Regions from separate parts of the Homo sapiens genome. Here region 1 is linked to region 2. The links are chromatin loops, found by intact Hi-C in ENCODE. Cell type or tissue: PC-9. All regions are shown on one strand. Each heading gives the region's core, and the rest is flanking DNA. Links, peaks and the distances in the headings are about the cores only.

Evidence for each region. Hi-C counts contacts between places; a loop is a spot of excess contacts. Peaks named below come from ENCODE experiments on the same cell type or tissue, not always from the same donor. Only the 100,000 strongest peaks of a DNase experiment are listed, where the experiment ranks them.
Region 1: it touches region 2 in a loop (7-fold over the local background); 6 of 110 quality-filtered maps call a loop at or near these places.

The regions. Positions count from the first base shown.
Region 1 is chr17:76,788,514-76,804,906 of GRCh38, reverse strand. LINC02080 (long intergenic non-protein coding RNA 2080) reads right to left here and starts at 5,863. Exons shown (of 3, transcript NR_110837.1): 1 at 5,363-5,863; 2 at 1-722. It also overlaps a transcript of MFSD11 not described here. RefSeq lists an enhancer at 1-431. In PC-9, for the core only: no CTCF peak of the experiment used is centred there; a DNase peak (open chromatin) is centred at 7,246; H3K27ac peaks cover 589 bases.
Region 2 is chr17:77,046,209-77,062,601 of GRCh38, reverse strand. No RefSeq gene overlaps it. Among named protein-coding and RNA genes, the nearest start is that of SNHG20, 34 kb to the left of the region's middle. RefSeq lists a silencer at 6,062-6,275 and an enhancer at 9,024-9,767. In PC-9, for the core only: a CTCF peak has its summit at 6,142 (motif pointing right); no DNase peak of the experiment used is centred there.

The DNA.
Region 1 (16,393 bases), core at 4,464-9,463, 260 kb after region 2:
AAGTCCCTTAGTATCACCTCATTACCAATAGCAGCACAACAACAAGTCAAGTTAGAGGTGAAGCTCAGCTCACCAATCAGGTTATTCTGATTTGGATCAGTTAGAAGGAAAGGTAGGAGAGGCTCAATATCTTGAAAACAATGCTCATTTGCATACATGGATAAATACTTAATGGCCCAGCATGAGTTCCATCAATACAGAGGCAGTGTGTATTCACTCCTGTGTTCCGTGAATAGATCTTCTCTTGGTGCCCTAAATTACATTTCCTATAATCATGTTAACAAAAAGGACAGATGTGTAGAACAATCTATCAGAGGCAGTCATAAAAGTATTTAAAGTCTCTGTTGCCAGAAAAAGGGGTCCCTACCCAGACCCTAAGGGAGGGTTCCTGGATCTTGTGCAGGAAGGAATTCAAGGCAAGTCACAGAGTGCAGTAAGAAGAGATCACTGGCCAGGCGCAGTGGCTCATACCTGTCATTTCCCAGCACTTTGGGAGGCCAAGGCAGGTGGATCACGAGGTCAGGAGTTCAAGACCAGTCTGTCCGAGATGGTGAAACTCTGTCTCTCCTAAAAATACAAAAATTAGCTGGGCGTGGTGGCGGGCACCTGTAATACCAGCTGCTTGGGAGGCTGAGGCAGGAGAATCACTTGAACCCGGGAGGCAGAGGTTGCAGTGAGCCAAGATTGCGCCGCTGCACTCCAACCTGGTTGACAGAGCAAGACTGCATCTCAAAAAAAAAAAAAGAGAGAAAGATCATCTATTGAAAGCTACTCATTTTGCAAGTAAGGCTTACGATATAAAAAATAAAACTAATTTTTTTAAATAAATAAGTAAAGCTACTCAGTTAGGCGGGGCATGGTAGCTCACATCTGTAATCCCAGGACTTTGGGAGGCTGAGATGGGGGGATCCCTTAAGCCCAGAGTTCAAGACCAGCCTGGGCTACACAGCAAAACCCCATCTCTACAAAAAATACAAAAAATTAGCTGAGCATGGTTGTAACTGACCAACGGGCTCACCTTGCCCACGGCCTAGACAGAGCCAATTTATCAAGACAGGGGAATTTGCAATACAGACAGTGTAATTCAGGCAGAGCCGGCTGTGTGGGAAACCAAAGTTTTATTATTACTCAAATCAGTCTCCCTGAGCATTCTGGGATCACAGTTTTTAATTCAGGATAATTTGGTGGGGGTGGGAGGGAAGGCCATTGAGTCAAGAGTGCTGACTGTTGGGTCAGAGATGAAATCATGCAGAACTGAAGCTGTCCTTTTGTGCTGGAGTCAATTCCCAGGTCAGGGGCCATAAGATCAGATGGGCCATTTTATCGATCTGGGTGGTGCCAGATGATCCATCGAGTGCAGGGTCTGCAAAACATCTCAAACACTGATCTTAGGAGCAGTTTAAGGAGGGTCAGAATCTTGTATCCTCCAGCTGCATGACTCCTAAACCATAAATTCTAATCTTGTGGCTAATTTGTTAGTCCGACAAAGGCAGTCTAGTCTCCAGGCAAGAAGGAACTTTGTTTTGGTAAAGGGCTGTTATCGTCATTGTTTTAAACTATAAACCAAGTTCCTTCCAAAGTTAGTTCGGTCTGTGCCCAGGAATGAATAAGAACAGCTTGGAGATGCAAAGCAAGATGGAGTTGGTTAGGTCAGATCTCTTTCACTGTCTCAGTTATAATTTTGCCATGGCACTTTCAATCTCTTGCTTTGGGTTTTTTTTTGTTTGTTTTGTTTTTGTTTTTGTTTTTTTGAGACGGAGTCTCACTCTGTCACCCAGGCTGGAGTGCAGTGGCACGATCTCACCTCCTTGCAACCTCTGCCTCCCGGGTTCACACCATCCCCTTCCTCAGCCTCTCGAGTAGCTGGGACTACAGGTGCCTGCCACCACGCCCGGCTAATTTTTTGTATTTTTAGTAGAGATGGGGTTTCACCGTGTTAGCCAGGATGGACTCGATCTCCTGGCCTCGCTTTGGGTTTTATAACACCTTAATCTTAAGGTGTTGGCTAATGAATATGGAAAAAGGGTGAAGACTGCTCTAACTTCTTCCTGCTGATCATGGGTGTAATGGGGGTAGGTGCTGACCCCAAGGTGAGAGGAGTGGAACTCCTTTGCAATTGTCTGAGTGTACTCATGCGGTAGCTGGGATTACAGGTGCATGCCACCATGCCCAGCTAATTTTTGTATTTTTAGTAGACAGAGGGTTTCACCATGTTGGCTAGGCTGGTCTTGAACTCCTGACCTTAAGTGATTTGCCTGCCTCGGCCTCCCGAAGTGCTGGGATTACAAGTGTGAGCCATGTGCCCAGCCCTCCACTGTACGGATAAACCACATTTTATACATTTACACGTGGATGGCATGTCAACTGTTTCTAGTTTTTGACTATTATAAATAACGCTGCTCGGAACACTCAAGTGCATGACTTTGTGAAAGTAAATTTCTAAGAGTTAGAGTTGCTGAGTTGTATGGTCGGTTTATGTGTAATATTTTGAGAAACTGCCAAATTGTTTTCCAAAATAGATGTACCATTTTACATTCTTGTTAGCCATATGTGAGGGTTCCAGTTTCTCCAAATCTTCATCAATACTTGTTATTATCATTTTTATGACAGTAATTGTTTTTGTTGTTGTTGTTTTTGAGACAGAGTTCTGCTCTGTCACTCAGGCTGGAGTGCAGTGGCACAATCGGGACTCACTGCAACTTCTGCCTCCTGGCTTCAAGCGATTCTCCTGCTTTAGCCTTCCGAGAAGCTGGGATTACAGGTGCCCACTACCACACCTGGCTAATTTTTTTTGTATTTTAGTAGAGATGGGCTTTCACCAAGTTGGCGAGGCTGGTCTTGAACTCCTGACCTAAAGTGATCCGCTCACCTTGGCCTCCCAAAGTGCTAAGTGTGAGCCACCGTGCCCAGCCCAGTAATTGCCTCAGAGGCATCTGAAACCAGAGCGACTCTATCTTGAATAGGGGGTGGGTAAAATGAGGCCAAGACCTAATGGGCTGCATTCCCAGGAGGTCAGGCATTCTTAGACACAGGATGAGACAGGAGGTCAGCAGGACTGGTATCACAAGATACAAGTCTTAAAGACCCTGCTGATAAAACAGAATGCAGTAAAGAAGCCAGCCAAACCCACCAAAAGCAAGATGGTAACTAAAGTGACCTCTGGGCCAGGCACGGTGGTTCAGACCTGTAATCCCAGCACTTTGGGAGGCCAAGGCAGGTGGATCCCTGAGGTCAGGAGTTTGAGACCAGCCTGGTCAACATGGTGAAATCCTGTCTCTACGAAAAATGCAAAATTAGCCAGGCGTGGTGGTGCATGACTGTAATCCCAGCTACTCGGGAGCCTGAGGTAGGAGAATTGCTTGAACCTGGGAGGCGGAAGTTGCAGTGAGCTGAGATCATGCCATTGCACTCCAGCCTGGGTGACAGAGTGAGACTTGGTCTCAAAAAAAAAAAAAAAAAAATGCTGCTCTGCCTATGCAGTAGCTATTATTTCTTTTTCTTCCTTTTTCTTTTCTTTTCCTTTTTTTTTTTTTTTTTTTTTTGAGACAGAGCCTTGCTCTGTGCCCCTGGCTAGGAGTGCAGGCCATGATCTCAGATCGCTGCAACCTCTGCCTCCTGGGCTCAAAGCTGGAACTACAGGTGCATGCTACCAAGCTTGGCTAATTTTTTAAGTTTTTTGTAGAGACGGAGTTTTGCCATGTTGGCCAGGCTGGTCACGAACTCCGGGCCTCAAGTGATCCACTCTCCTCAGCCGCCCGAAGTGCTGGGATTACAGACGTGAGGCACCACACCCGGCTGGAGTAGCCATTCTTTTATTCCTTTTTTTTTTTTCAGACCGAGTCTCCCTCTGTTGCCCAGGCTGAAGTGCAGTGTGCCATCTCGGCTCACTGCAACCTCTGCCTCTCAGGTTCAAGCGATTCTCCTGCCTCCACCTCCCAAGTAGCTGGGATCACAGGCACGTGCTGCTGCGCCCAGCTGATTTTTATATTTTTGGTACAAATGGGGTTTCATCATGTTGCCCAGGCTGGTCTTGAACTCCTGACCTCAGGTGATCTGCCTGCCTTGGCCTCCCAAAGTGCTAGGAATACAGGTGTGAGCCACTGCACCCAGTCTGAGTATGGTATTAATAGAAGGATAAATACAGGAAATTCTAAGTATACCCTCTACACTGAAACATAGAAACACATCTTAAGGTTATTTTACTGCAGTCAATCAGTTCTGTAGCAGCAAGAAAAGTGTATAGACAGCTATGCACTGCCCTCACTGTTCTGTAGCCAGACAACAAATAATAATGTACCATTAAAGGGCTTTTTCAAACAGGTTATTATGTGTGTCATTTTCTTTCTTGAAAAAAAGATTAATAGCAGCAACAATCCATTGCGAGTTGGCTATTACCCACAGACAAATGGCCACACCAATACAAAGAGACTACAGCACAAAGGAGAAGGCTGTTTAATTGGAAAGGATTTCATAGGTGACCATTACAGAGGCAATGCTTCCCTCTGTGCCAAATTAAGTGATTCCTTACTGGACACTTAAGCCAGCTTTTGGACTTTTTACCTCCCTTAAGGATACCACTTCAGTACTAGCTCCAAGAAAACCCTTTTAGCCAGATACTTAGTAAAAAGAGAAAATAGCAAAACCGAAGGCTAAGCCAGGCACAGTGGCTCACACTTGTAATCCCATCACTTTGGGAGGCCGAGGCAGGTGGATCACTTGACACCAGGAGTTCGAGACCAGCCTGGCCAACATGGTGAAACCCGTCTCTACTAAAAATACAAAAATTAGCTGGGAGTGGTGGCGGGTGCCCGTAATCCCAGCCACTTTGGAGGCTGAGGCAGGAAAATCACTTGAACCCAGGAGGCAGAGGTTGTAGTGAGCCAAGATCACACCACAGTTCTTCAGCCTGGGCAACGGAGGGAGACTCGGTCTCAAAAAAAAAAAAAAAAAAGGAAAAAGAAAAAGAAAAAAAGAGAAGAAAAGGCTATAGGAGTGGCTGGAATAGCAAGAAGAAATGCAGGAGAAATCATGGGGAAAGGGGGTATGAGATGATGCATCTGATCAGATAATAAAACATGCTGGAGTTTTTTTCCCCTAATAGAATATTTAGGTGACTTGTAAGCTTTAAGCTTTGGGCAAGGTTGGGGGTGGGAACAAGGTGGGAGAAGAGAAATGCTTTGCAATAATGTTTGGGACACAGAGGTGTGGTTCTGCGATATAATTAGGAACCATGAGCCCAGCGCAGTGGCTCACGCCTGTAATCGCAGCACTTTGGGAGGCCGAGGTGGGTGGATCACTTGAGGTCAGGAAACCCAGTCTCTACTAAAAATACAAAAAATTAGCCGGGCGTGGTGACACATACCTGTAATCCCAGCTACTCAGGAGGCCAAGGCAGGAGAACTGCTTGAATCCAGGGGGGCAGAGGTTGCATTGAGCTGACATGGCTCCAGCCTGCGTGACAGAGCAAGACTGTGTCTCAAAAATAATAATAAGGCAGGACGTGGTGGCTCACACCTGTAATCCCAGCACTTTGGGAGGCTGAGGTGTGTGGATCACTTGAGGTCAGGAGTTCGAGACCAGCCTGGCCAACATGGTGAAAGCCCATCTCTACTAAAACTACAAAAATTAGCCAGGCATTGTGGTGGGCACCTATAATCCCAGCTACTTGGGAGGCTGAGGCACGAGAGTTGCTTGAACTGGGAGGCAGGGGTTACAGTGAGCCAAGATCGTGACAATGCACTCCAGCCTGGGTGACAGAGTGAGATTTTGTCTCAAGAGTTCCCTAAGTTTTAAATGTTCTCCAAGATTCCTTCTGTGTCTACATCTTATGATTCTGAATCTATTGCATTTCCATATTTTCTTTTTTTTTTTTTTTTTTTGAGATGGAGTTTCACTCTTGTTGCCTAGGCTGGAGTACACTGGTGCGATCTTGGCTCACTGCAACCTCCGCCTCCTGGGTTCAAGCAATTCTCCCGCCTCAGCCTCCCGAGTAGCTGGGATTACAGGCATGTGCCACCATGCCTGGCTAATTTTGTATTTTTCGTAGAGACGGGGCTTTGCCACGTTGGTCAGGCTGGTCTCGAACTCCTGACCTCAGGTGATCCTCCTGCCTCAGCCTCCCAAAGTGTTGGGATTACAGGCATGAGCCACCATGCCCTGCCTCATTTCCTTATTTTCTAAATCATAATAGAGCAACAGCTCACTGGTTGCTAACCACTTCCCGAGAGTCACCTTGAGGCTCAGACCTTTACTAGATGTGATATAATAAGAAATATATTTGGTCTTTGTCCTCAGTGGCACAGAACTCCTACAAGCCTTGGAATTTCCTGAAAGACAGGAGTGTCTTTGGTTGTTATGAGCCTCTCTGATAACACATGTACTGAGGTGACAAAGGGTGGGGTCCCCATATAGTCTCACAAATGACTGGTCACCAGAAAGACCAAGTGATTAGAAGGTTGGGCGTTTCATCCCACCCACTGATCTCCTGAAAGGGCAGGGAGGAGGCTGCCATTAAGCTGCATAAAATCTCTCAAATCTGGAGACGTGATGAGCTTCGAGGTTGGTGAATACATGGGGTGCTGGGAGGGTGGCATCCCTGGACGGGGCATAGAGGCTTTGCATCCCCACCCCAAGCTCACCTTACACATCTCTTCCATTTGGCTCTTCTTGAGTTGTATCCTCTACAATAAACTGGCAATTTTAAGTAAATTGTTTTCCTGGGCCAGGCATGGTGGCTCCGACGTGTAATCCCAGCACTTTGGGAGGCTGAGGTGGGAGGATTGCTTGAGCGTGGGAGTTCAAGACCAGCTTGAGCAACATAGTGAGACCCCATCTCTACATAAATTTATTTAAAACATTAACCGGGCGTGGTGGTGCGCACCTGTGGTTCCAGCTACTCGGGAGGCTGAGGTGGGAGGATCACGTGAGCCCAGGAGTTTGAGGCTGCAGTGAACTATGATAGCACCACTGCACTCCAGCCTGGGCAACAAAGTGAGACCCTGTTTCAAAAAAAAAAATGTTTTCCTGAGTTCTGCAAGCCATTCTAGCAAATTATCAAATATGAGCTGGGGATTATAGGAACTCCCCTCCCTTTACAGCTGGTCAGTAAGAAGTATGGACGGCCTGGATTTAGGACTGGCATCTGAAGTAAGTGGGGGTAGTGTCAGAGGCATTTGAACTGGGGCAACTCCAACTTAAATAGGGGCTGGGTAAAATGGGGCTGAGACCTGCTGCCCCGCATTCCCAGGATGTCAGGCATTCTTAGTCACAGGATGAGACAGGAGGTCCTCAGGACTGGTATCACAAGATACAGGTCATAAAGACCCTGATAATAAATACAACAGGATGCTGTAAAAGAAAAAGAGCCAGCCCAAACCCACCAAAACCAACACAGCGACTAAAGGGAACTTTAGTCATCCTCAACCTCATTATATGCTAAGTATAACATATTAGCATACTAATAGACACTCCCACTAGAGCCGTGACAGTTTACAAATGCCGTGGCAATGCCCAGAAGTTACCCTATATCCCTATATTGCTTAAAAAGGGAGGAACCCTCAGTTCTGGGGCTTGCTCGCTCCTTTTCCAGAAAACTCTTAAAAAATCCATCCCTTGCTTAGCAACTGATCAAAAAACAACCTTAAAATAAACCAACAGTCCTCAGGGCTACTCTGTCTATGGAGTAGCCATTCTTTTGTTTCTTTACTTTCTTTTCTTTTTTCTTTTTTCTTTTTTAATTGAGGAAGAGTCTCGCTCTGTCGCCCATGCTGGAGTACAGTGGTGCGATCTCAGCTCACTGCAACTTCCACCTCCTGGGTTCCAGCAATTCTCCTGCCTCAGCCTCCCAAGTAGTTGGGACTACAGGCGCCTGCCACCACAGCTGGCTAATTTTTTGTATTTTTAGTAGAGATGAGTTTCCACCATGTTGGTCAGGCTGGTCTCGAACTCCTGACCTCGTGATCTGCCTGCCTCGGCCTCCCAAAGTGCTGCAATTACAGGCATGAGCCACCGTGCCCAACCGAGCCTCAGCTTTCCAAGTAGCTGGGGCTACAGGCTCGTGCCACCATATCCAGCTAATTTTTTTTTTTTTTTTTTTGGTATTTTTAGTAGAGATGGGGTTTCACCATGTTGGCCAGGCTGGTCTCAAACTCTTGACCTCAGATCCACTTCGGCCTCCAAAGTGCTGGGATTACAGGCATGAGCCACCGTGCCCAGCCTCGGAATTCTTTCTTGTGTGAAATCCAAGAACCCTCTCTTGGAGTCTGCATCAGGATCCCTTTCTGGTAATGGTAGTCTTGTGGGACTGAGACCTTACTTAACCTGTGAGGGTCGGTGCTAACTCCTGGTAGTGTCAGGATTGAACTGAATTGTTGAACACCCAGCTGGTGCTGCAGAGTCGGCTGGTGTGGAAGAGAAACCCCCAGAGATTTGGTGTTGGAAGTCATCAGACTAGTCAATGTCGAGGATATTAGACTGTAGACTGTACGATGTAGACTGTAAATGACAGTCCTTCCCCCCAAGAGTTAATATAGTTGTGAGAACAAGAAAAACACATGGGGGAAAAGGAAGCAATGCAAGATGAGGTGTGATTCAGTCTGTGGGAACTTCACTAAAGTCAGGAAAAGGCTGCTGTGGTCCGAAAAGGCTTCACAGGGAGGTGGGACTTATGCCAGGTCCTGAAGATGAATAGGATTTGGATAGAAGGAAGGAGAAAGAGAGGTCATTCCACAAAGAAATACAATATGAACAAAGGCAGAGATGTTGAAGTAAAATGTATTCATGAAACAAGAATAAAATAAATGTGTCTACAGAAAAGGGTATGTTTTGGAGACTGGCATGGTTTTAGAGTCTTGAAGTTTTGGTTTTGCATGGAGCAGGTATGGTTTTGCAGGATGAGGTTTTAGGAATTGTTCAGTGTCAGGCAAAGAAGTATGGGCCTGATCGGCCAGGCGTGGTGGCTCACACCTGTAATCCCAGCACTCTGGGAGTCTGAGACAGGTGGATCACGAGGTCAGGAGATCGAGACCATCCTGGCCAACATGGTGAAACCCCGTCTCTACTAAAAAAATACAAAAAAAAAAAAAAAATTAGCCGGGCGTGGTGGCGGGCACCTGTAGTCCCAGCTACTCAGGAGGCTGAAGCAGGAGAATGGTGTAAACCCGGGAGGTGGAGCTTGCAGTGAGCTGATCTGGTAGGAAATTAGAAAGCACCACCATTTTCTGAATGGAGAAATTTAATCAAAATTACAACATCCCTCATCTTCCACTGATTGTCAACATCATGAAAGATGTGTAGTCATCCCAGTCATCCCTCAGATACCAAAACCTGCAGATGCTCAAGTCCTTGATATAAAATAGCATAGTATTTGCATATAACCTACACACATCTTCCTGCATACTTTATAATTTTTTTTTTTTGGGAGATGGAGTCTCGTTCTGTCACCCAGGCTGGAGTACAGTGGTGCAATCTCAGCTCACTGCAACCTCCATCTCCCAGGTTCAAGCAATTCTCCTGACTCAGCCTCCCAAGTAGTTGGGATTACAGGCTCACGCCACCACGTCTGGCTAATTTTTTTTTTTTTTTTTTTTGGTAGAAACAGGTTTTCGCCATGTTGGCCAGGCTGGTCTCGAACTCCTGACCTTGGGTGATCCGCCCGCCTCAGCCTCCCAAAGTGCTGGGATTACAGGCATGAGCCCGTAATTACTACAATTCTAGATTACTTACAATACCTAATACAATGTAAATGCTATGTAAATAGTTGTTATACACCATTGTTTAGGGACTCATAAGAAAAAAAGTCTGCACATGTTCAGTACAGATACAATTTTTTTCCCCATATTTTCGATCCATGGTTGTTTGAACCTACAATACAAAATGGTTATGGAGGACTGACTGTGGTTAAGAGTACATTTTCGGCTGGGTGTGGTGGCTCATGCCTGTAATCCCATCACTTTTGAAGGCCGAGGCAGGTGGATCACGAGGTCAGGAGCTCGAGACCAGCCTGGCCAGGATGGTGAAACCCCGTCTCTACTAAAAATACAAAAAAAATTAGCTGGGCATGGTGACGGGCACCTGTAATCCCAGCTACTTGGGAGACTGAGGCAGGAGAATCGCTTGAACCTGGGAGGTGGAAGTTGCAGTGAGCCCAGATCACACCACTGCACTCCAGCCTGAGTGACAGAGTGACACTCCATCTCAAAACAAAAAAAAAAAAAAAAAAAAAAAAAAGAGTACATCTTCTTCAGATTTTTTTTTTTTTTTTTTTTGAGACAGAGTTTTGCTCTGTCGCCAAGGTTGAAGTGCAATGGCATGATCTTGGCTCACTGCAACCTCTGCTTACCAGGTTCAAGTGATTCTCCTGCCTCAGCCTCCTAAATAGCTGGGATTACAGGTGCCTGCCACCACGCCTGGCTAATTTTTTTTTTTTCTTTGAGACGGAGTCTCGCTCTTTCACCCAGGCTGGAGTGCAGTGGCGTGATCTAGGCTCACTGCAACCTCCACCTCCTGGGTTCAAGCAATTCTCCTGCCTCAGTCTTCTGAGTGGCTGGGATTACAGGTGCGCTCCACCACGCCCGGCTAATTTTTTAGTAGAGACGGGGTTTCACCATGTTGGCCAGGCTGGTCTCGAACTCCTGACCTCAGGTAATCCACCCACCTCAGCCTCCCAAAGTGCTGGGATTACAGGTGTGAGCCACCACACCCAGCCCAGATGAGATTTTTAAAAATCCATCTCTCCTTGTATTAGCTTGCTACTGCTGCTATAGCAAATTATCACATTGAGTGGCTTAAAGGCAACACAATTTTATTATCTTACACTTCTGGAGGTCAGAAGTGCAAGACGGGTCTCCTGGGGCTAAAAGTAAGGTGTCAGCAAGGCTGCTGCATTGTTCCTGGAGGCTCTAGGGGAGAAACTGTTCCTTTGCCTCTTCCACCTCCTAGTGGCCACCTAGATTCTATGGCTTGTGGTCCCTTCCACTGTCTTCAATGCCAGCAACAGCAGACTGAATCTTTGTCCCAATGCATCACTTTGACTCTGACCCTGACCCTCCTGCCTCCATCTTCTGTTGTGGGAAGTCAGGGACCCCGAATGGAGGGACCGGCTGAAGCCATGGCAGAAGAACACGGATTGTGAAGATTTCATGGACATTTATTAGATCCCCAAATTAACACTTTTATAATTTCTTATGCCTGTCTTTACTGCAATCTCTGAACATAAATTGTGAAGATTTCATGGACACTTATCACTTCCCCAATCAATACCCTTGTGATTTCCTATGCCTGTCTTTACTTTAATCTCAATCCTGTCATCTCGTAAACTGAGGAGGATGTATGTCGCCTCAGGACCCCGTGATGATTGCGTTAACTGCACAAATTGTAGAGCATGTGTGTTTGAACAATATGAAATCTGGGCACCTTGAAAAAAGAACAGGATAACAGCAATGTTCAGGGAACAAGACAGATAACCTTAAACTCTGACCGCTGGTGAGCCGGGCGGAACAGAGCCATATTTCTCTTTTTTCAAAAGCAAATGGGAGAAATATTGCTGAATTATTTTTCTCAGCAAGGAACAGCCCTGAAAGAGAATGCGGCCCTGAGGGTAGGCCTCTAAAATGGCCCCCTTGGGTGTGGCCATCTTCTATGGTCGAAACTGTAGGGATGAAATAAGCCCCAGTCTCCCATAGTGCTCCCAGGCTTATTAGGACGAGGAAATTCCCGCCTAATAAATTTTTGATCAGACTGGTTGTCTGCTCTCAAACCCTGTCTCCTGATAAGATGTTATCAATGACAATGCGTGCCCGAAACTTCATTAGCAATTTTAATTTCGCCCATCCTGTGATCTCGCCCTGCCTCCATTTGCCTTGTGATATTCTATTACCTTGTGAAGCATGTGATCTCTTTGACCCACACCCTATTCATACACTCCCTCCCCTTTGAAAATCACTAATAAAAACTTGCTGGTTTTGCAGCTTGTGGGACATCAAGGAACCTACCGACATGTGATGTCTCCCCCAGATGCCCAGCTTTAAAATTTCTCTCTTTTGTACTCTGTCCCTTTATTTCTCAACCCGGCGGATGCTTAGGGAAAATAGAAAAGAACCTACATGACTATTGGGGGCAGGTTCCCTGATAATCTTCCACTTTAAGGACCTGACATTATATTGGGCCCATTCAGCTAATTCCAGATAATCTCCCCATCTCAAGGTGAGCTGATTAGCAGCCTTAATTGCACCTGCAACCTCAATTCCCCGTTACCATGGAACTAACATATTCACAGGTTCCAGCAATCAGGACATGGACAAATTTAGGCGGGTCCTTATCTGCACTTACCTGCTCTGCCATCTTGGATATGTTACTTGATCTCTCTGTGCCTTGGTTTTCTCATCTATAAAATGGGGATAATGGTTTCTAGTTGATAATTACTTGTAACATGCTTTAAAGAGAGCCCGGAAAAAAAAAAAAGAAAGAAAAGAAAAATAAAAGAACGCCTACACCGGGTGCAGTGGCTCATGCCTGTAATCCTAACACTTTGGGAGGCTGAGATGGGTGGATCACTTGAAGTCAGGAGCTCGAGACCAGCCTGGACAACATAGTGAAACCCCCTCTCTACTAAAAATACAAAAATTAGCTGGATGTGGTGATGCAGACCTGTAATCCCAGCTACTCAAGAGGCTGAGGCAGGAGAATTGCTTGAACCCTAGAGGCAGAGGTTGCAGTGAGCCAAGATAGTGCCACTGCACTCCTGCCTGGGCAATATAGTGAGACTCTGTCTCAAAAAAAAAAAAGGGTGCCTGGTATGTAGGTAAGCACTCAATATATATTAGTGATGTCTCTAGCAGAGAAAATTCGCTTTGGAAGGTCAGGCCGTGGAGGGCACCATGGCACTGTATGAAATGTGCTGGGCTCATCTAGCATATTAAGGATTCAGTGTTGAATAGACGTGAGTGCCCTGCACTGGGCTATTCTTCTTTCACTGGTTTCAATGGTTTCTGATCCAGAAAGGGATAAAATGAAAGAGTTGATCTCTCGGGGCGGGGGGGAACACAAAGAAAAAAGAAAAAAAAAAAACAAGCAAAAAACCAAAACCAGCTGTATAGCAAACCCAAAGCGCTTCATTCTGCAAAATAATGGGACAGGCCAAAATGGTTCCTAAGTCAAAGGGTTTGCCAGAGCCAAGGCAATGTTCTTTAGTGGAAAGCAAGCTCTGGCTGCCAAACAAATCATTTCCTGCAGAATAGGGTACAGCTTGGGGGGCAGCCACCTGTGGGAGGAGAGCCAGCCCAGACACCCCGTGCGGCTCCCCCACGGCACATGGATTCAGCAGGCTACCTCCCCAGCGCGCCAACCACAAAGAAGTAGAGAAGAAAACATCTGTTTTTTCCTCAACATGTTCTCACAGTGTCTACAATATGAGTCATCAAATTGCTTTCGGTTCAGTGACAATTATCCCAAAAGATCCCTTTCTAAGATATAAAACTGAGAAAACTAAACCAATTTAAAAAAAAAAGTTAAACAGGCTTAGAATGTAAACAAAAAAGACTGAAGAATTGGAAATATCTGACAACATTTTCAGGAAGTAAAAGAAAGAGGACCTGTGAATTGAAACGAAGTCAAAAATAAATGCTCAAAGGAGCCTCCTCTGGACTAGACTTCTCTAAAGCTGCAATCTGCTTGTTCTCTAAATTATCACACAGAAATAGGGCAGAACTACTCTTGATAAGAACATCAAAACTTCCAGATTTAATAGCAGCTCAGAAAACCAGTAAATCATAGCCCAATGCTGCAGGGAGGTGTCCAGGGCACATTCACACTATTTGCACACAAAGTTAAAAAGAAGGTCAAGTTTGACCTTCTACCTTCACACAAATATACATCCTAGTATTAAGATTTAGTATATTGTTGATCAAGGACCAAAAAACACACAAAACACACAAAATGTCAAGTTAGAATATTTCTTTTTTTTTTTTTTGAGATGGAGTCTGGCTCTGTCGCCCAGGCTGGAGTGCAGTGGTGTGATCTTGGCTCACTGCAACCTCCACCTCCTAGGTTCAAGGAATTCTACTGCCTCAGCCTCCCGAGGAGCTGGGACTACAAGGTGTGTGCCACCACGCCCGGCTAATTTTTGTATTTTTAGTAGAGATGGGGTTTCACCATTTTGGCCAGGATGGTTTCGACCTCTTGACCTCGTGATCCCAAAGTGCTAGGATTATAGGCGTGAGCCACCACGCCCGGCCGAGTTAGACTATTTCTAGGGAATATGTTTCCAATATTTATCAAGAAATATGAGTTTTAGGCCGGGCACGGTGGCTCACGCCTGTAATCCCAGCACTTTGGGAAGCTGAAGCAGGTGGATTGCTTGAGCCCAGGAGTTCAAGACCAGCCTGGCCAACACGGCAAAACCTGTGGTGGGTATGGTGGCGCGCACCTGTAATTCCAGCTACTCGGGAGGCTGAGGCACGAGAATTGCTTGAACCCAGGAGGCAGAGGTTGCAGTAAGTTGTGATCACGCCACTGCCCTCCAGCCTGGGCAACAGAGTGAGATGGTGTCTCAAAAAAAAAAAAGAAAGAAAGAAATATGAGGCCGAGGCCGAGCATGGTGGCTCATGCCTGAGGTCAGGAATTTGAGACCAGACTGGCCAACATGGTGAAACCCTGTCTCTACTAAAAATACAAAAATTAGCTGGGCGTGGTGGCTCATGCGTCAAGAGGCTGAGCCAGGAGGATCACTTGAACCCAGGAGGCAGAGGTTGCAGTGAGCCAAGATCACGCCACTGCACTCTAGCCTGGGCAACAGAGTGAGACTCTGTCTCAAAAAAAAAGAAAAAAAAAAAAAAGAAAAGAAATGTGAGTTGTAGAGAAAAGAGTTGTCTAATTATTTTACATGCTGGAAACCCAACCAAAATAACCCAAACAAACAAGCCAAAGTAATTATGTTTTATTTTAATGAGACATTAACTTTTCAAAGTTAATTATCTCTTAACCAATAAACACAATCCATATTCACAACCATGTTGATGAACAAAACCAAACTCTGCAAGATATTTAAAGAGGTTTATTCTGAGCCAATATGAGTGACCATGGCTGGGAGAACAATCCCAAGAGGTCCTGAGAAAGTGTGGTCAGTTACAGCTTGGTTTTACACATTTAGGGAGACAGAAGTTGCAGGCCAAGACATAAATCAGTATGTTAGAGTAGGCAGTTAGGCAGAACTGAGCAGGGCAGGAGAGGGCCCCTATCAGGTCGTCAGGCAACCATCAGGTGATGGTCAGGCAGTTGTTAAACTGTGTCGCTAAAATGATAATTGGTTGCAGCTGGTTCCAGGGACCTGCAGTCTCCCAGTAGATAGAAAATACCTGGAGCTAGTGATCAGCAGCTTCCTGATAAGATCTCAGGAGCTAGGCGAGTCGGTTCAAACATGTGCACTAAGAGGCAAAATGGGAGTTTAACTGGTATATGACCTTCCTCTGGGAATGCTTGACTGGTAAGAGAAAAATGCCTCAAACGAGCATACACACAACTTCAGTAAACGCACTGCACATGCGGCCCCTCCCAAGTGCTGGCAGGTCACTGTGCATGCAGACAGCCTGCCCCAAGGGGAAAATTAAGGGAAGAAAAACACAAACCCCGGAACCATGCCAATGTATAAAACCCCAAGCCCAAGGCTGAACAGGGCACTTGGATCTCTTATGTTGCCCACTTGACCCTCTTCCAAGTGTACTTTGCTTCCTTTCATTCCTGCTCTAAAACTTTTTTATTTTTTATTTTTTTGAGATGAAGTCTCACTCTGTCACCCAGGCTGGAGTGCAATGGTGTGATCTCAGCTCACTGCAACCTCCGCCCCCTGGGTTCAAGCGATTCTCCTGCCTCAGCCTCCCCAGTAGCTGGGATTACAGGTGTGCATTACTATGCCCAGCTAATTTTTATATTTTTAGTAGAGATGGGGTTTCACCATGTTGGCCAGGCTGGTCTCGAACTTCTGACCTCAGGTGATGCGCCCGCCTCAGCCTCCCAAAGTGCTGGGCTTACAGGCATGAGCCACCACGTCCGATCTTATTTATTGATTGATTTATTGATTGAGACGGAGTCTCGTCCTGTCGCCCAGGCTGGAGAGCAGTGGTGCAATCCTTCTCCCAGGTTCAAGTGATTCTCCTGCCTCAGCCTCCCAAGTAACTGGGACTACAGGCGCGTGCCACCAAGCCTGGCTAATTTTTTTCTTGTTTTTAGTAGAGATGGGGTTTTGCCATGTTGGCCAGGCTGGTCTCGAACTCCTGACCTCATGATCCACCTGCCTCGGCCTCCCAAAGTGCTGAGATTACAGGCATGAATCTCAGCCTCTACCGAGGCTGTGAAACCCCGTCTCTACTAAAAATACAAAAATTAGCCGGGCGTGGTGGCA
Region 2 (16,393 bases), core at 3,918-8,917:
TCACACCCAGCCCTCAGTGAGCTATGATCCCACCACTGCTCTCCAGCCTGGGCAACAGAGCAAGATCTTGTCTCAAAAACTAAATAAACAGGCCAGACATGGTGGCTCATGCCTGTAATCCAGCACTTTGGGAGGCTGAGGCGGGCAGATCACCTGAGGTCGGGAGTTCGAGACCAGCCTGAACAACATGGAGAAACCTCGTCTCTACTAAAAATACAAAATTAGCCGGGCGTGGTGGCGCAGGCCTGTAATCCCAGCTACTCAGGAGGCTGAGGCAGGAGAATCACTTGAACCCGAGAGGCGGAGGTTGCAGTGAGCCGAGATGGTGCCACTGCACTCCAGCCTGGGCAACAAAGGCAAAATTCCATCTCAATAAATAAATAAATAAATAAAATAAAGTAAAAAAAATGAAACTGTCCCCACTTAAAATTTTTAAAAGAGCATAGATAGCAGTAAAATGTAGTAAAATAATTAGTAGTGATGTTTTGAGCATCTACTATCTTTTTATGTAATTGATGTAACTCTAAGTTTACATAATTTATTTTTAAATAATGGTCCCATGGAACAATTGGTTTGCCAACGTCCTGAAACTTGAACAGCCTTGGGAGCCTGTCCGAGCTGGCGCCAGAACCTCACTGTTTAGACCAAATCTGAGAAAAACAAAGGCCAGAGCCACCCTGAGCAGGGGGTTTGGGCAGGAGCCAAGTCATTGAGATGTCAAGGGGGAAGAATGGGATTTTCCTAAGTAATGCTCTTCACTGAGACAGCACAGCTCCTGGGAGTGTCATGAACAAAACAGGCTCTTAGCAAGTGCTGGCCCACGGGACAGGCGCTAGCCCTTCCCTCGGTTCCATGCCCGCTGGTTCTTTATGTATGATCTCAATATCTTGTATCTTTATGCCCTGATTCACAGCTTCCGTCGTTTTTCGTGTCTTTCTTGTTAGTTTCTATTTGGTTTCCATGTCCTCTGCATGGACTTCGGTGTCTAAATGTTAGTGTGAAATTTTAAGGTCCCAGATGTCCCATTCTGTCTGTGAGTGGTTCTCAACCTTGGCTGCACCTTGAGATCACCTGGGAGGCTCTTAAAAATCCTGAAGCCTGGGCCAGGCACAGTGGCTCACGCCTGTAATCCCAGCACTTTGGGAGGCCGAGGTGGGCAGATCACTTGAGGTCAGCAGTTCGACACCAGCCTGGCCAACATGGAGAAACCCCATCACTACTAAAAATACAAAAATTAGCCGGGCATGGTGGTGGGTGCCTGTAATCCCAGCTACTCGGGAGGCTGAGGCAGGAGAATTGCTTGAAGCTGGGAGGCAGAGATTGCACTGAGCTGAGACTACGCTACTGGACTCCAGCCTGGTCAACAAGAGCGAAACTCCGTCTCAAAAAAAAAAAAATCCTAAGGCCTGGGCCCCATCCCTACCCCTAGATTCAGAATTAATTGCTTTTAGGTGCAGCCATCACAGGGCTGTTGATAAGCTCCCCAGGTGAATCTAATGTGGAGCTCGGCTTGAGGTGTGATTCACATTCGTTAATGAATCCAAACATTCATCCATCATCAAACGCTGAGTGGGCTTCACTCACTCATGAAACACTGACGAGGTTCCTCCCATGTGCCAAGTCCGTGATACGACCCAGGCATTGGAGAAATGGAGTGAAGAACACTGTCCCAGCCCTTGATGAGCTCACAGTGAAAGTGTAATGGGGAAGGCAAACAGGCCACCAAATAGAAGTCTTTTTTTCTTTTTTTTTGAGATGGAGTCTTGCTCTGTCGCCCAGGCTGGAGTGCAGTGGTGCTATCTTGGCTCACTGCAACCTCCACCTCCCGGATTCAAGTGATTCTCCTGCCTCAGTCTCCCCAGTAGCTGGGATTACAGGTGTGCGCCACCAAACCCGGCTAATTTTTGTATTTTTAGTAGAGACAGGGTTTCACCATGTTGGCCAGGCTAGTCTCGAACTCCTGACTTCAAGTTATCCGCCCACCTCGGCCTCCCAAAGTGTTGAGATTACAGGCGTGAGTCACCGTGCCCAGCCAATAACAGTCTTGGTGGTTCCCTTTCCCACATCCATTGCAAAAAGTACCCCCATGTTTCTCCACCCGTGTGTGCATCCCTTTGTCCTGCGTGAGCAGGAGAGCTGAACCTCACAGTAGCTTGGCTGCCACCCAAACCCTGCCTTGGGGCCGTTTGTTTCTTTTAGACATGGTCTGAAAAATAAAAATAAGGTCCAAAATCCTCAGCAAAGTCCATTCAGATCCCCACGGCAACTGAAGTCCTTTCTCTGACAAATACAGATTATGGACCAAGCGAAGGAAGGGGAGAGAATGGGATGATGAGAACAGGTGCCGTGTGACCAATTCGGGTCTAAACTTCACAGTCGGAGGCTAAGGGGCAGGCTGTGAGAGACGGGCAGCAAAAGAGGAAGAAAGAATTGGACCATCAGTGGCCACACTGGCTCCCGCCCATTATCCCAACATTTTGGGACACGAACAAGCGGGAGAATCGCTTGAAGTCAAGAGTTTGGGACCAGTCTGGGCAACATAGTGAGATCCTGTCTCTAGAAAATATTTTAAAATTAGCCAGGTGCTGTGGTGCACACCTGTGGTCCTAGCTACTCCGGAGGCTGAGGCGGGAGGATCAGTTGAGCCCAGGAGGTCAAGATTCGAGTGATCCATGATCACGACACTGCACTCCAGCCTGGGTGACAGAGTGAGAACCTGTCTCTAAAAAAATAATAATAATTTGACTATAAAGGGCTATTTTGTGTGAAAGCCTGGCTTGATAGATGCCATTAGTATGACTTTTTTTTTTAAATTCAGGCAAAACTTACATAACATAAAATTAGCCCTCTTGGGCCAGGCACGGTGGCTCACACCTGTAATCCCAGCACTTTGGGAGGCTAAGGTAGGAGGATTGATGATTGAGCCCAGGAGCTCGAGGCTGCAGTGAGCTGAGATTGCACCTCTGCACTCCAGCCTGAGTGACAGAGTAAGACTCTGTCTCTGTATAAAAAACATTAACCATCTTTTTCTCTTTTTTGGGGGGGTGAGGGGGACGGAGTCTCACCCTATTGCCAGGCCGGAGTGCAGTGGCATGATCTTGGCTCACCATAACCTCCAACTCCCTGGTTCAAGCCATTCTCCTGCCTCAGCCTCCTGAGTAGCCGGAATTACAGGCACGCGCCACCACACCCGGCTAATTTTTGTATTTTAGTAGAGACGGGGTTTCACCATGTTGGCCAGGCTCTTCTTGATCTCCTGACCTCGTGATCTGCCCACCTCAGCCTCTCAAAGTGCTGGGATTACAGGTGTGAGCCACTGCACCCAGCCTCTCCTTTTTATAGCTGAATAAGCTTCTGTTTTGTGTCTATACTGCATTTTATCTTTTTATTCATTGATGGACATTTGGGTTGTTTCCGCCTTTTGGTTATTACATATATATTACATGTATTTGTTTCTTTTTTTTTTCTGAGACATAGTCTCACTCTGTCGCCCAGGCCTGAGTGCAGTGGCTCAATCTCGGCTCACTGGAACCTCTGCCTCTCTGGTTCAAGTGATTCTCCTGCCTCAGCCTCCTGACTAGCTGGGACAACAGGCACACACCACCATGCCCAGCTAATTTTTGTAATTTAGTAGAGACAGGGTTTCACCATGTTGCCCAGGCTGGTCTTGAACTCTTGGCCTCATGTGATCCACCCGCCTTGGCTTCCCAAAGTCCTGGGATTACAGGTGTGAGCCACTGTGCCCAGCTGTTTCTATTGTTTTTAATTCCTTTTTTTTTCTTTTGAGATGGAATCTCACTGTGTCACCCAGGCTGGAGCGCAGTGGTGCGATCTCGGCTCACTGCCACCTCCATCTCCAGAGTTCAAGCAATTCTCCTGCCTCAGCCTCCCAAATAGCTAAAACTACAGGCACACGCCACCACGCCCAGCTAATTTTTGTGTTTGTAGTAGAGATGGCGTTTAGTCATGTTGGCCAGGCTGGTCTCGAACTTCTGGCCTCGCTGGTCTCGAACTTCTGGCCTCAGCAATCCTACCGCCTTGGCCTCCCAAAGTGCTGAGATTGCAGGTGTGAGCCACCATGCCTGGCCTATTGTTTTCAATTCTTTTGGACAGATTCCTAGGAAGTATGAGTACTTATACGGCAAGTCTAAGCACGGGAAACACACACACATTCACGCAGGCACTTGCACACATAGGTAACACACACACCTGAGATTCCCACAGACGGGGGTTTAGGAAACTGTCACTGCTCCTACACCATTGTGAACACACAGCAGGCTCAGAGGCTGGAGTGAAACAAGCCCTTCGAGCTCCCAACACACAGGCTTTTTGTAGTAAAAGCAGAAGTTTCCCCCAGAATGGTCAAATAAATGACAGTACATTCCGAAGACAGAATACAAAGCAGCCATTAAGAGTATTTCCCAAGACAAATGACCTTGGGCCATGAGAAAAGGCAGAACGCAGAAGTGTACTGTGCGGCACCATCACTATTTTGTTAAAAAATCCATATGCATAGATGAAGAACTGGCAGGGAATGCATGATAGAACTGTGGGTTTTATTTTCCTTCCTTGTAATTTTGTGTTTTACCAGTTTTCCACATTGAAAATGTTGGGAGGATTCAATAAGTTAATGTGTCTGAAAGATTTAGAACAGGGCTTGCCACATGGGACATGCTATACAGACGTTGGCTCTCACTATAATGATTTCTGTTTATCATTGGAAAAATTTTAAAGACAAATGATCTTCTTTCTTTCTGTCCTTCCTCTGCCTCTGAGAGGACAAAGAGAGTTTGACAGGAGCTGGTTCCACAAATTGTAGGGTCACACTTTCTGTCCCTGGTGCCTGCTCTGGATGGGGTGAGAACTGCCCCCCCGCCCCCCCAACCGCCCACCACCACACAAGATCCTCACCCAATCTTTTTATTTTTATTTTTAAAAATTTATTTATTTTAAACATGGAGTCTTGCTCTGTCGCCCAGGCTGGAGTCCAGTGGCATGATCTTGGCTCACTGCAACCTCTGCCTCCTGGGTTCAAGCGATTCTCCTGCCTCAGCCTCCCAAGTAGCTGAGATTATAGACATGGGCCACCACACCCAGCTAATTTTTGTATTTTTAGTAGAGACAGAGTTTTGCCATGTTGGCCAGGCTGGTCTCAAACTCCTAACCTCAGGTGATCTGCCCATCTCGGCCTCCAAGAGTGCTGGGATTACAGGCGTGAGCCACCGCGCCCACCATTTTTTTTTTTTTTTTTTTTTTTTTTTGAGATGGAGTCTCGCTCTGTCGCCCAGGCTGGAGTGCATTGGCGCGATCTCGGCTCACTGCAAGCTCCATCTCCCGGGTTCACACCATTCTCCTGCCTCAGCCTCCCGAGTAGCTGGGACTACAGGCGCCTGCCACCACGCCCGGCTAATTTTTTGTATTTGTAGTAGAGATGGGGTTTCACCGTGTTGGCCAGGATGGTCTCTATCTCCTCACCTCGTGATCCGCCCGCCTCAGCCTGCCAAAGTGCTGGGATTACAGGAGTGAGCCACCGCACCTGGCCCCCAGCTTTTATTTTGATTTTTGAGACAGGGTCTTGCGCTATCACCCAAGCTGGAGTGCAGTGGCACAACCCTGGCTCCTTGCAGCCTCGACCTCCCGCCTCTGCCTCCTGAGTAGCTGGGACTACAGGTACATGCCACCAAGTCCAGCTATTTTTTTTTTTTTTTGGTAGAGATGGGGTCTCATTATGTTGCCCAGGCTGGTCTCAAACTCCTGGGTTTAAGTAATCCTCCTGCTTCAGGCTCCCAAAGTGCTGGGATTACAGGCGTGAGCCACCATGCCCAGCTTATCCCCACCCAATCTAAACAATCTGTAAAGAGGGCTCTGAAGTGTTCCCAGAGAATTGCTGCTGCAACAGGTATAGCCGGATCCAGAGTGAGCCCTGAGGATGGCATTAGTCCCAGGGAGGTATTGTGTTTCCAGGTATCCAAGGGCTCAGCTCGGTGAAAAGCATCCAAGTGCAGGTTTCTTCCCTCAACACCCGGGACTCCGGGGGGAGGAAGATCAGTAGGGACAGAAGCGGGTGAACATCTGCCCCCGCCTCCCATCCCGCCTTTCAGGTGTTGGGAAGGCACCTGGACCCCAGGTGTCCCAGACACTGTGCCTGCGCGGCTTCGCCACGAGGGGGCGCTCCCGGCACCGCGAGGAGCTCCTTCGTGGGCCTGAAAAAGAAGGAAAATGATGTTCTCATAGCGAGGGCAGGGAGGCATCCCTGACACCGGGTAGTGCCAACAGGGCTGAAGACAAGGATGAGGAGCGCGCTTGGAACAATTTTCCTGTGCCTGGGCTCGCAATAGGCCTTGGGGGAGCTGGGGAGGCCTGGCGCCTTCTGCAGACAACATTTGCTCTCCCTGCTGGAGCCCCGGCTTGGGCTGCTGAGGGCGCGGGAAGGCAGGACGCAGAGACCTGGGGTGTCCCTGCCAGCTCCCCGGCCCGGCTTTCCGGGGGCTCCCTGAAGGCAGCCAGCGAGGGGCGGGCAGGCTGCGCTTGTAGGGTTCACAGGAAAGCGTGGGGCCCGGGGTACCCGCTGGGAATGGAGGCCTGTGGGCTGGGGCTCCGGGGGCTTCCTGCGGGAGACCAAAGAGTGTGACGGGAGGGCTCGGGCCTGAGTGTGAGTGTGCACCAGCCCGTGTGACTGCGTGTGCGGCCGGGAACGCGGTGTGTTCTGAGCAGCCACGGAAGGCCTTGATCGTGCGGGGGAAATGTTTCTGCCCTGGGCTTTCTGAGGCAAAACAATCTCATCCCTGCTCTCAGACACTAGGGCCCACGCCCAGAGCTTGTGAGCACACATGCACGCACACACACAGACACGCAGGGAGACAGACACACGCAGAGAGCCATGTGTATACTTGCACACACAGACACGTGCACACACACAGATGCACAGACATATACATGTGCACTGGCAGACAGAAGCACAGACACATGTGCACACGTGCATAGACACACATACATGGATGCATGTGTGCACACATACACATAAACACACACGCAGACACAGACATGCATAGGCACACATGTACACACATACCCACACACACAAAGCACACAGATGCACACACAGGTACACACACATGCACACAGGTGCATGTAGACACACACACTCAAATACACATAGATGAGAGCATACAGACGCATGCACACGTGTGCACACATGCCTCTCTACTGGTTAGAGATAATGTGACAAGATACTCCAGGATTCACAAAAAAATGCAGATGGTGGCACGAGCCAGACTCCCAGGCGCCTGCTTACCTGCAGTCACCTCCACCAAGTGGTGACTGAGGCAGCCAGCCAGTGATCTACCGGCTGACAGGAAGGGCCCTCAGGCTAACTGCTCCTGAGTGGGGCCAGCTGTGCTTTTCAGGAGGCTGGGCAAAGGCAGGGAGGCCAGTCCCTGAGAGGCCTGGGCTGGGCCAGGCTGAGTGTGCTGGAGATTCTGGCACAGCCGAGGGCAATCCAGGCGGCCACGGGGGAGGTGGTGGAGAGGGAGGCTGCCCCGCTCCTCCTGCTGGCCTGCAGAGCTATGGCCCTGGCCTGGCTCTGCTCTGTGACCTCTCGACCTTGGAAAGAGAGCTGCGAGTTGTCTGTTTCCACCCTGGGTGCTGTGGGTGGCCCGGCTTGGAGGACAGTCTCCTCTGCGTCCATCCAGAGCTCCCACTCACCTGCTTCCCTGGGAGTTTCCCAGCCGCGTCCCCTCTGCTCTCCAGCCCCTGAGAGTCCCTAGCACTGCCCCTCTCCCAGGCTCTGTCTGTGTGTTCACACACACCACCTACCCCAGAGTCCTCCTTCTCCTCTCTCAGTCTCCCCAGCCTCTGAACATGGCTGTCATCTATCCCAGTGGTTTGTACTTTTTTCCCTCACAAAATTTGCCCTATCTTCTCTCTTTCTCCCTATCTCACGTGGGGAAGGCCTTCTGGAAGGAATCGCACCATTCCTCTCCTAGTCCATCGGGAGAGGGTGAACGTGGATTTGACAGATCACGATTTCCCCTGCACATCCTGCGGGAAGGAAGCCCCAGCATGCTCTGCAGGAACGAAGCCCCTGCAGGTTCTGACTCCAGGATGGAGCTGGGATCCTAGGGCAGGGAGAGAGTGGAGGAAGCGAAGGCAGAGAGAGAGAAAAAGAACTAGGGGGTTGTTGGTAGAAAGGAAAGGTGGCCAGAGAGGAGGGCCTCCTAGTCGGATGTGGATTCGAGGGGCATGACAGATGAGTGCTGGGGAAGTGAAGTAACACCTGGGCAGGCCCAGGGCAAAACCCCCTCCCTATCTCCACACCACTCTGTCCCAGATGCTGCAAAGGTAACCAGGGCATCAAATGCAAGCCTGACTCCAGCCTGCGGACACAAATCCTTGCTCCACTGTCCTCCTAGGAGACTCAGGAACCCTGGGGGCTCCCCCAGTCCTCGACCATTGTCTGGAGTTCCCTAGGTTCCCTGTGTCCTGAGGCAGGAGAAGAAGATATAGACGGTGGCCCGACACCATTCGCAGGAACCTGAGTGAGCAGAAAGGGCAGAATGGTGGACAGAGTCCAACCCACATGGCTAGGACCACCCAGCCCCTGGGGCTGCCCACTCCAGGCAGCCAGCTGCTGGGTGAGAAGGTGCCCCAGGCACCTAAGGAGAGGCCCACTGGCCACCGAGAGGGAGGCTCAGACTTGCCCCACAGGCCTCCCTGAGTCCCCGTGGCTGAGTTTCCCTTTGGCTCGCAGGAGGAAGCCTCAGCGCCCTGACCCATGCTTGCTCGGACTGTCTTCCCTGTGACGCTGGCCCCTGAGCAGGCCCCGCGCTCAGTCCCGCGGCCAAGTCCACACCACAAGTCAGAGCAGAGTCGATTTGAACACAGGCCTCTCTGGGCTCCAAAGCCCAATCTCTGCCCCGCTATATGATACCGACCATGACGGAAGTGGTGGTGGCTGTGCGGTGACTACCTTGTGCCCGACTGTGCCAGGTGCCCCCCTGTATCACTCCCCTGGCCAGTGAGCCTGGCGCTATTGCATCGCTGTGTATGGATGAGAAAACATAGTCACATTTCCAGATGGAGGACTGGAAAACAAGTATTTTAGGTGGAGAGAAGAGGAGGGAGGAGGAACCGTGAAGGCATTCACTCAGCGACACCCACAGGGTGCAATGGGCTAGGGACTGTGCTAGGCGTGGGGTCTACAGGACAGAAGCCACAGGGGTCCCCAAGCCGAGGAGCTTCTGACACTAAAGGGCATGGTGTGGCTGATGCAAGACAGGCTGGCGGCAGGGGACAGGAGCTGCCAGTGGGGAGGACTCACCTGGCACATTGAGGACTTGGACCTGTGCTGTGAGCCCCCCGAGGAGCCACCAGAGCAGGGGAGGGACGGCCAGCAGAGGGACAGCTTCCTCCCCACGCCCCTCCACCTCGGCAGCGTGGAGACAGCACGTTCCTTCTCTAATGGGAAGAACAAAACTGGTATTTACAATAAACGTTCAATAAAGCCCTGAGCGTCCCCATTCTGACTCTGGAAAAAAGCACAATCTATCCCGGGGGTGGGGACTGTGATATAAGGACTAGAATTAAGGCTCTGTGTCTGTGCTGCCTTTAGGACGGGTCTGCGGTCCTCTGACAACCCCATGGAAGGAGCGAGTGGGAGGTGAGATCCTTCCATGTAGAGGGCCCCACTCTGCCCAGTCCTCATCCTGGCCCCTCTGTGATCCAAGAGACAGTCGTCCAGAGCCAAGTGCCAGCCACAGCCAGGCAGGAGCCCTGATGTCAGGGAGTGCCAGGCTTCCCAAGGGGAGGACAGGCTTCCAGTCGTCAGCCCCAGGAGCCCTGTCCCTGCACCTGCCGGGGCTCACCCCAGCTGGCCTTGTCTTGCAGGTAACCTCTGCCCTCCCAACCAACCTGCTGCAGTGCTAAGCACCCTTCTCATGGTTTGTCATCTCTGCAGGAGCATCTGGAAAGGGCTCTTGCCCTTGCGGGATGGGAGAATTAGCCTTGGGAGAGCCTCACCATCACGGTGGCCATGGATTATCCCCAATCCCTGTGGTTTTTTTTGTTTTTTTGTTTTTTGTTTTTTTGCGTGAGACACTGGAGTGCAGTGGCACAATCTTGGCTCACTGCAACCTCCACCTCCCAGGTTCAAGCGATTCTCCTGCCTCAGCTTCCCGAGTAGCTGGGATTACAGGCACACATGACCATGCCCGGCTAATTTTGTATTTTGAGTAGAGACGGGGTTTCACCATGTTGGTCAGACCAGTCTTGAACTCCTGGCCTCAGGTGGTCCACCCGCCTCAGCCTCCCAAAGTGCTGGGATTACAGGCATGAGCCATTGCGCCCGGCCCCTGATGTTCTTTTTCTGCAGAAAACACCACCTTCTGCCCCCAGGCAGCCTACCTTTCCTCCTGGACGTGGCTCTAGTGTGTCTCGTAAGCAAGTTAAGGGGGAGAGGTCCTGAGCCCAGAGTCAGAGGCCTGGGTTGGAGCCCTGGCTTCCCCCAAACCCAGCAAACACACGCAAGCCACTTGGCTCCATTTTACAGCTGAGGAAACAGAAGTCTGAGATGAATAACTGCTTCCCTGTGGCACTGGTGATGCTCAAACAAGAACTTCTGCAAAGCGGTTTATACGGTGTTTAAAGGCCACACCACGTTTGGGAGTATTAGTACTCACAAGGGAAATGAAGTCATTCCTGGGGGTTACCTGTCTATTAATTTGCCAATTTGCTGAGATTTTCAATGTCAGTTTTACCTGTGTGCAGATGCTACACAGAAAGGACTCAGCCAGGTGAGGTCCCACCTACTAGGGAGGATTGCTTAAGCCCAGGAGTCCAAGCTAGACCCTCTCTCTAAAAAAAAAAAAAAGAAGAAGAAGAAAGGAAAGAATAGAGAGGCTTTCTCAAAGCCAGATCAAGCCAGAGTTTGCAGGGGCTTGTTTTTTACAATTAAAAAAAAAAAGCGTCAGTGCAGTGGCCCTGTTGTCTCAATGTCAGACCCACCTGGAGCCTTTCAAAAATCCCGGCCCCCGGCTGCACCCCATGCACCCCAGCTGTGAGATCAGGATCTGTGAAGAGGGGTCCCGGAGCCGGTATTGTTGAAGCTCCCAGAGAATCCCAGGGTGCAGTGAGGGCTGAGAAACCCCTGCACTGGGGACTCCCTAACGCGATAATTTTCTTTCTTTTCTTTCCTTTTTTTTTTGAGATGGAGTTTTGCTCTGTCACCCAGGCTGGAGTGCAATGGCACGATCTCGGCTCACTGCAACCTCTGCCTCCTGGGTTCAAGCGATTCTCCTGCCTCAGCTTCCTGAGTAGCTGGGATTACAGGCGCCCGCCACCACGCCTGGCTGATTTCTGTATTTTTAGTAGAGACGGGGTTTCACCATGTTGGTCAGGCTGATCTTGAACTCCTGATCTCGTGATCCACCCGCCTCGGGCTCCTAAAGTGCTAGGATTACAGGCATGAGCCACCGCACCCGGCCAAGCGGATGATTTTCAACTCTGGCTGGCATTCACATTCTCCTCGCAGGGGAATATTACAAAACACTGATGTTAGAAACTCACCCCAGAGAGCTGGATTTACTTGTTTTGGGGCAAAAGCTACCAGGTGGTTCACATGCAGGTAGACAGAGGACCTTCGCTCTGCAGTCCCCAGCCGAGAGTGGTCGCCCTGTGATCCATGGAGCTTTGGGATGTAAAACTTGCTTCACCTGGAGGAGCCAAGGGGGAGCTAACATTGCCTCTTGGCCAATCGGCTCCTGGTTCTGCCTCCACAGCTGCTGCTAAGTTTCTTTCCAAACCATTTCCTCCACCATCCTCTCTGCCAACGCACTGGACCTCGCACACCTGGTGTGTGACAGGGTGCAGCCTTCCAGCTCAGCGGAAAACTCTCCACTGGCAAAGTGGAAGGGCCGGGGCTGGAGGGTGCATTTCCTGAATGGGGACCTGCAAAAGAAACCTGGGGTTGTTCCTTTGTCCACCACAGTCGAGAGGTCAGCCTGGAATTGGGGGACACATAAAGATTGAGCCCAGAATGCCTCACCGCCTATGCATATATACCATGATGGGGCATGATTGTTCAGGGTAGACACCTTCTCCCCGGAGAGACAGTGAGGAATGCGGGTTTGTCCTCCTGGAGAGGTCCTGCTGGGTGGCTGGACATAGCGTGGTTACTGTCTCCAGGTGGACGGAGCTCTCCCACGAAGGGGACACACATCCAGTGGCCTCCAGGTCCAGGGAGGACCGAGGCTTGCAGCAAGGCCACAGGGCCTGTATTTCACTTCCTGACCATCCAGACGACAGCATCCCAGGATGGTCCTCGTGAACTGTTGGATTTGCTCTCCCTGAATGAATGGTTAAATGCCAGGCACGGTGGAGCCCCCGTAATTCCTGGATGAAGGTTACAGGACTGCCTTTGGGACCTCCTGCTGGGGCCGTGCTGGCCGGAGCCTGCACCAGAGGCTCAGAATGGAGGCGGATGGGTTCTGAATGGACGTCATCACTCCCTCCCTGTTGACCTCAGACTTTGGATGGTTTGTTTTTTTTTTTTTAAATACATCAAATGGGATAATAACTGTTCTACTTAACAGGATTTTGTGAGGCTCCAACATGACAATGTGAGCGAATTGGCTTTGAAAAGCATTTCCAAGGTGTATAAACACAAGGGTTTCTATATAGGGCAAAGTCCCCCTGGCTCAGTGGTTCTATGAAGCTGTGTGCACAGCCCATGATCCCCTGTGGAATTGAGGATTGTGGAATTAATTGCCTTTGGAAGCTCAATTTGCTGTGTGAGCACACAGTCAAGAGGAATGGGGGAGCCTGGCCTTTGCCTTTTACGGCAGTCTGGGAACTTGAAATACTCAAACCCATCATTCTCAAAAAGCTTTTTATAGAGTCCTTCAGAAGCTTACGTCTCTGCAGCTCCACATATCACAGGTATGCCACTAGACGGAGCTTGTTAAATCATGAGCAAATGCAGGGGCTAATTGAATGCTTCTGACACTTGTTACCATCTGCCGAGGCTGGAGTGAAGCCGGAAAGTTCTGTGTGTTTTATGAAAGCCCTTGAGTCACCGCCATCCCGCGGGGTTGAGCCCTCGTGGTCTGAGCCCCAGAACTAGAGAAACGCCGTGGGAGGATGGATTCGATCCTTAACTGACTTGCATTTTAAGACACAAGCCATGGGGATTATTACAAAATTACTCCAGTTAATTAAAAAAGAGAAAAGCTTTGAAGTAATTTACTAGTGTTTATGTATTTTGTCCCAGAGTGGTCTCCGCAGATCTGCTAGACTCAGGCACTGTGCAGCTTTCTCTTATCACTGGCTGCAACAAGGACACTTCGAGATTAATTATTGATATAGATATTTTTTTTTGTCATCAGATAAATCCCTCAGCACCTCTGAAGAATCTTGGTTAGTCAGACTTGGAAAATGGATCTATGGGTTTCTCCAAAGTAGCCTTTCTTCTCCTCCTTCAATAAACATGTGAGGCCAGGCATTCTAGACACCTGATGAAAATGGCTAAGAAAGTAGTCTTACCACTATGTCAAACCTGAATCTGACCAAGCTGCTTGGTCCAATTTCCAATCCATGGAAACCTTCTGGCAGTGCAGGAGATGGAGGCACGTGCTAAACCCCACCACGGGGTGTAAGATTTGGGCTGCGGGATTCTCCACAGAACCAGTGATCCTCCTTTTCAAGAGATAAACTGCAAGGGAAACTGGCAGATTAAAAGAAACCTAAGAAACATACCAACCAATTACAATGTTTTTTTTATTTGTTTGTTTGTTGGCAGAATCTCAGTCTGTTGCCCAGGCTGGTGTGCAGTGGTGTGATCTTGGCTCACTGCAACCTCTGCCTCCAGGGTTTAAGCGATCTTCCTGCCTCAGCCTCCTGAGTAGCCAAGATCACATCTGGCTAATTTTTTGTATTTTTAGTAGAGACGGGGTTTCACCGTGTTAGCCAGGCTGGCCTCAAACTCCTGACCTCAAGTGTTCTGCCCACCTTGGCTTCCCAAAGTTCTGGGATTACAGGTGTGAGCCACCATGCCCAGCTGAATGTTTGAAATTTGTTTGATTCCCGATTAAAAGAAAACTTTAAAAAATTAAGGTATTTAGGGAAGTTTGAACACTGACTGGATATTTGATGCTATGGAGAAACAAAGATTAATTTCTTGAAAGTATGATAATGATGTTGTGGTTTTTTGTTTTTTAAGATTCCTTCTTATATATTTCTGTATTGTTTTATTTAGTATGAGTGTGTATTACTTTTGCAATTAAAATAAGAGAATAAGATTTTTTTTTAAAAAAAAAAACTAGCCTTTTTACAGCCTGGGCAACATAGTGAGACCTCATCTCTACAAAAAACTTTTAAAAAATTAACCAGGCATGGTGGTGCACACCTGTAGTCCAAGCTACTGGGGAGGCTGTGGCAGGAGGATGACTTGGGCCCAGGAGGTCAAGGCTGCAGTGAGCTAGGATGGTGCCACTGCACTTCAGCCTGGGTGACAGAGTGAGACCCTGTCTCAAAAATATAAAAATAAAAAACACAACTAAATTTTTATATTAAACCAGGTACCGAATGGCATCGTAGGTTTGCAAATAAATGCTGAAATATTTATGAAAAAAGAGATTTCTTCTCTTTCAGAGATACATACTGAAATATCTATGAATGATGTTGAAGATTTGCTCAACTATAATCCGATGGCAGAGAGGGACTGGTAGAATAAAACCAAATTCACCCATGGTTGATAATTGTTAAAGCTAGGTAATGAGTACATGGATTTTCATTATAGTATCCCTCTGAGCAAATATTTGAAATTTTCTATAGTAAAAAGGATTTTTAAACAAGTGATTTTCCTCAAGCCAGAATGTTGGATGGAACATCACTGAAGTCTTGAAAGCAGCAGGAAGGCCGGGCATGGCAGCTCACGCCTATAATCCCAGCCTTTTGAGAGGCCAAGGCGGATGATCACTTGAGCCCAGGAATTCGAGACCAGCCCGGGCAACACGGTGAGACCCAGTCTCTGCAAAAAAAAAAATTAGCCAGTCACAGTGGCCCATGCCTGTCAAGTCCCAGCTACTTGGGAGGCTGAGGTGGGAGAATCACTTGAGCCCAGGAAATTGAGGCTGCAGAGAGCTATGATCATGCCACTGCACTCCAGGCTGGGTGACAGAGTGAGATCCTGTTTTATTTTTTTAAAAAAGAAAGCAGCAAGACCCTCTCTTCTCCCTACGGTCCACTGCATTTGCACACCACTGATCCCTAAAACCCAGCCCCGCAGTGCTGCCCCACTATCCACGGTGCCTTCGTCGGAGGGGGATGGCATGAAAGTTTCCAGTTGCCTGGCAATGGCTGGCAGCAAATCGATCTCCTGCTCTGTAGCACAGTAGTCGAATATTGATTATCTGGGTGATTTGAGGATTCAACTCTCTGGACGAACACATTTTTTTTTGGCTGGGGAATTGATTAGGACCATGACAGGGGGTAAGCTGAGGGAAGAGGCATTGCAGAGAAGGGCTGGGATGGGGCGAGGAGACAGGTGAGGAAGGAGTGTGGCCAGGGAGGGGGTGAGGAGAAGCTGCCTGATGTCAGACAAGGCAAGAATGTTTCTGAGAACTCAGCCCTTGCCCTCCACTCTCCGAGACCTTTTAGAAGCACTTACTTTTGATCTAGCACCTCTGCAGCTGGACGGCGCCTTGGGATGGATGGATTCCTAAGGATGGGTGACTGCACAGCATTCTGAGTGTGCCAGGATGATCTCTGTTACCAGCTAGTTCGAACTTTATTTTATTTGAGATAAGGTCTCACTCTGTCGCCGAGGCTGGAGTGCAGTGGTACTACCACAGCTCACTGCAGCCTTGACATCCTGGGCTCAAGCTATCCTACCACCCTAGCCTCTCAAGTAGCTGGGAGCACAGGTGTGCACCACCATACCATGCTAATTTTTTTTTTTTTTTTTTTTTGTAGAGACGGAGTCTCACTATGTTGTCCAGGCTGATCTCGAACTCCCGGGTTCCAGCAATCCTCCCACCTCAGCCTCCTGAGTAGCTGTGGCCATGCAGGTGCCACCACTCCCAGCTATTTAAAACATTTTTTTTCTTTTCTTTTTTTTTTTTTTTAGAAATAGAGTCTAACCATGTTGCCCAGGCTGGTCTCAAACTCCTGGGCTCAAGTGATCCTCATGCCTCAGCCTCCCAAAGTGCTGGGATTACAGGTGTGAGCCACCATGCCCAGCCTGGTTACACATATTAAGGAGGCCAAGCCTCCAGCATTGGGCCTGGATTTGGCCAATTGGCTCGAACAGCTGAACTAGCTTTGCTCTATGTATAACCATATTGATAATTAATAAGGTAAGGCTGTTTGCTGGGGAGCCTGGGCAAGATAATGAATGTGG